Regions from separate parts of the Homo sapiens genome. Here region 2 is linked to region 1. A link is an interaction called in ENCODE POLR2A ChIA-PET data of the cell type or tissue named here. Cell type or tissue: IMR-90. All regions are shown on one strand. Links, peaks and the distances in the headings refer to the core of each region. The heading gives the core; the rest is flanking DNA. Region 1 holds the start of NDST1-AS1 (NDST1 antisense RNA 1). Region 2 has its middle 58 kb from the start of SYNPO.

The links. Peaks named below come from ENCODE experiments on the same cell type or tissue, not always from the same donor. Only the 100,000 strongest peaks of a DNase experiment are listed, where the experiment ranks them.
Region 2: POLR2A ChIA-PET joins it to region 1 with 10 read pairs; 4 of 35 experiments call an interaction of 5 or more read pairs at or near these places.

The regions. Positions count from the first base shown.
Region 1 is chr5:150,483,784-150,486,689 of GRCh38, forward strand. NDST1-AS1 (NDST1 antisense RNA 1) reads right to left here and starts at 2,209. Exons shown (of 3, transcript NR_105061.1): 1 at 2,118-2,209; 2 at 1,446-1,516. RefSeq lists an enhancer at 1,785-2,440 and a silencer at 1,973-2,762. In IMR-90, for the core only: a CTCF peak has its summit at 2,679; no DNase peak of the experiment used is centred there; H3K4me3 peaks cover 1,445 bases; H3K27ac peaks cover 1,404 bases.
Region 2 is chr5:150,580,842-150,583,747 of GRCh38, forward strand. No RefSeq gene overlaps it. Among named protein-coding and RNA genes, the nearest start is that of SYNPO, 58 kb to the right of the region's middle. In IMR-90, for the core only: no CTCF peak of the experiment used is centred there; a DNase peak (open chromatin) is centred at 1,570.

The DNA of each region.
Region 1 (2,906 bases), core at 254-2,753:
AGAGACAGGGTTTCACTGTGTTAGACAGGATGGTCTTGATCTCCTGACTTCGTGATCCAGCCGTCTCGGCCTCCCAGAGTGCTGGGATTACAGGCGTGAGCCAGCATGTCTGGCCTTTTTTTTTTTTTGAGACACAGTCTCAATCTATTGCCCAGGCTGGAGTGCAATGGCGTGATCTCGGCCCACTGCAAACTCTGCCTCTCAGGTTCAAGTGATTCTCCTGCCTCAGGCTCCCGAGTGGCTGGGATTACAGGTACGAACCACCACACCCGGCTAATGTTTGTATTTTTAGTAGAGACAGGGTTTCACCATGTTGGCCAGGCTAGTCTTGAACTCCTGACCTTGTGATCCACCACCTTGGCCTCCCAAAGTGCTGGGATTATAGGCATGAGCCACCACTCCCAGCCTTTTTTTTTTTTTCTTTGAGACAGAGTCTTGCTCTGTCACCCAGGATGGAGTGCAGTGGCATGGCTCACTGCAACCTCCACCTCCTTGGTTCAAGTGATTCTCTTGCTTCAGCCTCCTGAGTAGCTGGGATTACAGGCACCTGCCACCATGCCCCGCTAATTTTTTTTTTTTTTTTTTTGTATTTTTAGTAGAGATGGGTTTCACCATGTTAGCCAGGCTGGTCTCCAACTCCTGACCTCAAGTGATCCGCCCGCCTGAACCTCCCAAAGTGTTGGGGTCATAGGCATGAGCCACCACACCCGGCCTTGTATACTTTTTGAGCTTTGTTCCTACAATTGGATACTCTAAATTTTTTTTTTTTTTTTTTTTTTGATACGGAGTCTTGCTCTGTCACCCAGGCTGGGGTGCAGTGGCACGATCTCGGCTCACTGCAACCTCCACCTCCCGGGTTCAAGCGATTTTCTCCTGCCTCAGTCTCCTGAGTAGCTGGGATTACAGACATGCGCCACCACCCCCAGCTAATTTTTGTATTTTCAGTAGAGAGGAGGTTTCACCATGTTGGCCAGGCTGGTCTTGAACTCCTGACCTCGTGATCCGCCCGCCTCAGCCTCCCAAAGTGTTGGGATTACAGGCGTGAGCCACCGCGCCCGGCCCAGTTGGATAATCTTGAGCCTCTAAAGGTCCTTAGGAATCCACCAATCCACTGTTTCCCAGACTCAGGATCTCCAGGGCCGGGTGATCTGCATCCTTACAAGCTCCTTAAGGGATTCACTCATCCAACCCCACCCTGCTCATTTTACAGGCTGGCTCATGGGTGGCAGAAAGCCCTCCACTGGGAGCAGGCCGATCCGAGTGCCAGCCTAGGCTCTCATTAACCTGCCAAATCATCTCATCTCTCTGAGCCTCATTGTTCCCATCTGTTTAACGGGAACAACCACTGTCATCCTGCCTAATTTGCAGAGTCCTTGGGATAGCTAGAATAACAGGGGTTGGGGGGCAGGCTCAGCGGGAGAAGAGATTTGCACAAGGTCATTTACCTCTTCATCTGCTTGTTTTGTGCCAGGAGAGAGGATTCTGCTGGGAACAACTTGTTGGGAAAGATGACATTCTAGTAAACAATGAAACCAGTAAATGAACCACATAATCACGATAAAGGGGTTTTCGAGAGTCAGGGCAAAGGTGTGTGTTGGGGGAGGGAGGGTCTGCCCAGGAGGGGTCATTCTGGCAGAGCACTGGTGGTCGGGGAGCTGTCCCAGGAGGTCCTGGAGAGCTGTCACAAGCCCAGGGGTGGAAGAGCCTGGAGGCCCTCTCGAGCCCAGCCAGAGCGTTCCCAGGGCCCTCGGAGCCGCCGCGGGCGCGGGTCTTTGTCTCCCACATTCTCTCTGCCGCCTCTCCCGACCCCCAGCGCTGTTTCGTCTCTGACCCCGAATAACTTGTTGGTTTCCCCCCGGGCTTTGTTTCCCGGGGGTCACCGCCTCGGGGACGCCGGGCAGCCGCCCCGGCCCTCGTGGGTCCTGCATCTGACACCCCCTCCGGCCCCCGCCCCCTACCCGCTCGGAGATAGGGGTCAAAGGCAGCCCGCGTCACGTGGTCGCCGAGCAGCACCGAATCGGCCGGGAGGGCCGAGGGAGAATCCGGGTGGAAGTCGAGAAATCCAGCCCCGATAGCAGCGCTCGGTCCCGCCCCGGCCCCCGCCCCGGGGCGCTCACCGCACGCCCGCCGGCCGCCCCGGCCTCCGGAGCTCTTCTCTGGCCGGCACCCACGCGGCATCACGGGATCGAACCCCGCTCCCAGCGGCCGCGATTCGGGGAGGTAGGCGCTGGGCCGAGGAGGTAAGGGGAGACGGGCTTGGGGGCTCTCGGCGCACGGGTACGCCCCTCTGGGCTAGGGGGCGAGGCAGCGCGCCCCAACCTTCAGTCTCCAGGGAGACCCCTCCCCGCTGCGGGACGAGGGGGAGGCTGCGAGCTGCCCCGGCGCAGCGCCGGGCCGGGACTGGGGGCTGGGCACCGGGAGGGAGCGGGAGGGGGAGGAGAGCGGGCGGGAGGAGGCGGCGGCGGCGGCGTGGAGCGGGGGTGGGAGCGGCGGGAGGCGGCCGCGAAGGGGTTAACCCTGGCCCGGGCCGGAGCCCGGAGGCGCACGCACGGCCCGGGGGACCCAGGCGTCCCGCTCCTCGCCGGGAGCGCCCCTTCCCCCGAGTGGCGCCCCAGCCGTGGCAGGTAAGAGGCCGAGAGGGCCCGGGCCTGCCAGTCCCCTGTCGCCCAGCCGGTGGGGCCCGAGCCCGGCGTGCAGGCCGCGCGGGGCCCCCAGCGGCCGCCGGCGCAAGTTTGGTGCGGGCGGGCGCCGGGCGGGCGGGTGGAGTCGGCCGGGCCCCGCGCGCGGGGGTGGGAGGACAAAGGGTAGGGGGCCGCGCGGGGCCGGGGGCAGGCTGGGGTGCGGGCGAGGGCAGCGCGGCAGCTGTAGGTCACGGATAATGTCACTCACGAGGAATGCCCCCTCCC
Region 2 (2,906 bases), core at 270-2,769, 97 kb after region 1:
TGTTCTGGGAGTTCCAGTCAGCGTAATTAGGCAAGGAAAAGAAAAAGGCATCCAGATTGGAAAGGAAGACATAGGCTGGACATGGTGGCTCGTGCCTATAATCCCAGTGCTTTGGGAGGCCGCCAAGGTGAGAGGATTGCTTTAGGCCTGGAGTTTGAGACCAGCCTGGGCAACAAAGCAAGACCTCACTTCAACAAAATAAAAAAAAAATAAGCCAGGTGTGATGGTGTGTACCTGTCATCCCAAGCTACTCAGAAGGCTGAGGCTGGAGGATTGTGTAAGCCCAGGAGTTCAAGGCTGCGGTGAGCTGTGATCACACCACTGCACTCCAGCCTGGGTGACAGAGCAAGACCCTGTCTCTATAAAAATATACATAAGTAAAAGTAAAAGAAAAAAAGAAAGGAAGCAGTAAAGCTATCTCTAGTCACAGATGATATGATCTTACACATAGAAAATCCTAAGAAATTCACTAAAAAACTATTGGAACTCATAAATAAGTTCAGCAAGGTTGCAGGATACAAGATTGATATACAAACATAAATTGTATCTCTACACATTCAAAATCAACAATCCAGAAATTAAATTAACAATTCCACTCACAGTAGCATCAAAAAGAATGAAATACGTATACATAAACTTAACAAAATAAATGCAAATTTTATACTCTGAAAACTACAAAACTGTTGAAAGAAAGTAAAGACTTAAACAAGTGGAAAATACTATATATTCCTGGACTGGATGACTCAATTAACATTGTTAAGATGGCAGTACTCCCAAAATTGATCTACAGATTCAACACAACCCTTGTCAAATAGCTGATATAAATTGTATAAATTGACATTCTAATTCTACAATTCATATGGAATTTCAAGGGATCCAGAATAGTCAAAACAATACTGAAAAAGAATACAGCAGGAGGACTCACACATTGAGATTTTAAAGCAACTGCAAAGCAACAGTAATCATGACAGTGTGGCACAAGGGTATGTATTTATCAAGTCTAGAGTCTAGAAATAAATCCATACATCTATGGTCAACTGACAAGGGTTCAAAGAAAGACCATTCAGTGAGGGAAAGAATAGTCTTTTCCACAGAAGAAAAGAAAGAGCTTGGGCTTGGGAATTTGGCAGATTCTGCCATTGTCTTGCTGTGTGACTCTGAGCAAGTGGCTTAACATCTCAGAGCTGAAGTTTTCTCATCTGTTAACATGAGGATGAGAGTGTTCATATCACAGGCATAGACACTTGAGATCTCCTATGTGAGTGCTTAGCAGAGCAGGCCTCTTGGGCAAGTGCACGAAGGCAGAGGAGTACTGTGGGAATCTGCTAGTGGCCATTAGGTCGCTCCTTCCAGGACCCCCAGGAACCCCTTTCCCCAGGAACAGGCAGGGTCGGTGGGGCTTGAGTGTGCAGACGGGGCTTGGCGGGGTTCTGCGGGTTGGTAATAAATGAACAGGAAAGGAGATTCCATTACGCAGGAATGTCTGGGGAGGGGGTGGGGAAGGAGCCGGCTCTTCTCCCAGCACCAGCCAGCTCTGCGGTCTTGATTGATGTGCCTTGCACCGCGGCAGCGGCGGGCCTGGTGGAAAGAGGCCCCTTCACTCACCCTTCCTGGAGCTAGGCCAGCAGCCAGATGTTCCTGGCCTTTGGGGAGCTGGGGTGGGGGCAGGGGAGGCCGGCAGCGGGCCAGAGGGCAGCTGCCCAGACGGCGAACCTCTCTACCTCCTTCTCCTCAGCAGCTGGGCCCAGGTGGCGTTGGCTGTACTGCTGACCTTTGGCCGATGGCTGTCTCTCCTGGACTTTGGCTCTGTTCAGAATTGGGGGTGGGGTTCTCACCCACCCTGTCCTGCTGGGAGAGGCACACAGCTGCCTAGGAAAGGGCTTTCAGCTCCAAAAAGGAAAGTATCCCACCTGCCCAAGGTTCTTGTGTTACCCTGGCCAGAGCCACAGGGGGAGGTGTGACTGGCACCTGAACCACCCATGGAGGAGGAAAATCCAGGTTGAGGCCCCTGAGTGAGTGGTTTGGGAGAGGGTCTGAAAGCAGATTCTGGACTTCTCAGAGAAAGTCCCTCCAGCAGGTGCTAAGATGAACCCAAGGCGCATTTCCTCATGAGTGCCTCTCAAGTACGGTGATTATAGCAGAGGGCTGCAGGCCACCATCTCTAGCCCTTTCGGTGGTTTTATTATTATTGTTGTCATATTTTTTTTAAGAGACAGGGTCTCAAACTCCTGGCCTCAAGAAATCCTCCCACCTCAACCTCCCAAAGTGCTGGGATTACAGGCATAAACCACTGCACACAGCCAATGATTTTATTGTTAAACACATAACAGCTAGAAGAGAATATAACAAAACAGATAACTAAATATCACCCCAAAATTACCATGTAAAATGACTGACTGCCAATATGTTGGTGTCATTTCTCCTATTATTTCTGTCCTGGGTCTCTGTAGTATTTATGTATGTTTACTTTTCAGGAAAGTGGGCTCATCATACTCATCTAGCTTTGTCACTTTCCTTCTTCTACTCAACACCAGTGGTGCACACCTGGCCACGTCAGGAAATGCAGATCCACTTTGACCTTTTTAGGGCCGTTCCATCGTATAGCTGCCTGATGTTGTCGAGCTTTTAGGGGATTTTCAAAATGTCCCTTGAATGGACAATGCAGCATTGAATCTCTTGGTACCTGCACCTTCGTACACATGTGAATTATTTCCTTGGGATAAATGGCAAGAAGTAAAACTGCTCAAAGGGTAAACCTATGAACCAACTGAACTCGCACACGCAGGCCCTCATTCTTCCCTCTGCTTATGTCCTTCCCTCAGAGCTGCCCGCGATGTCTACTGTGCCCCCACCCCACCTTGGAAGGTGGTTAGTGGTACTGCAAGGCCCTTCACCTGTGGCTGGGG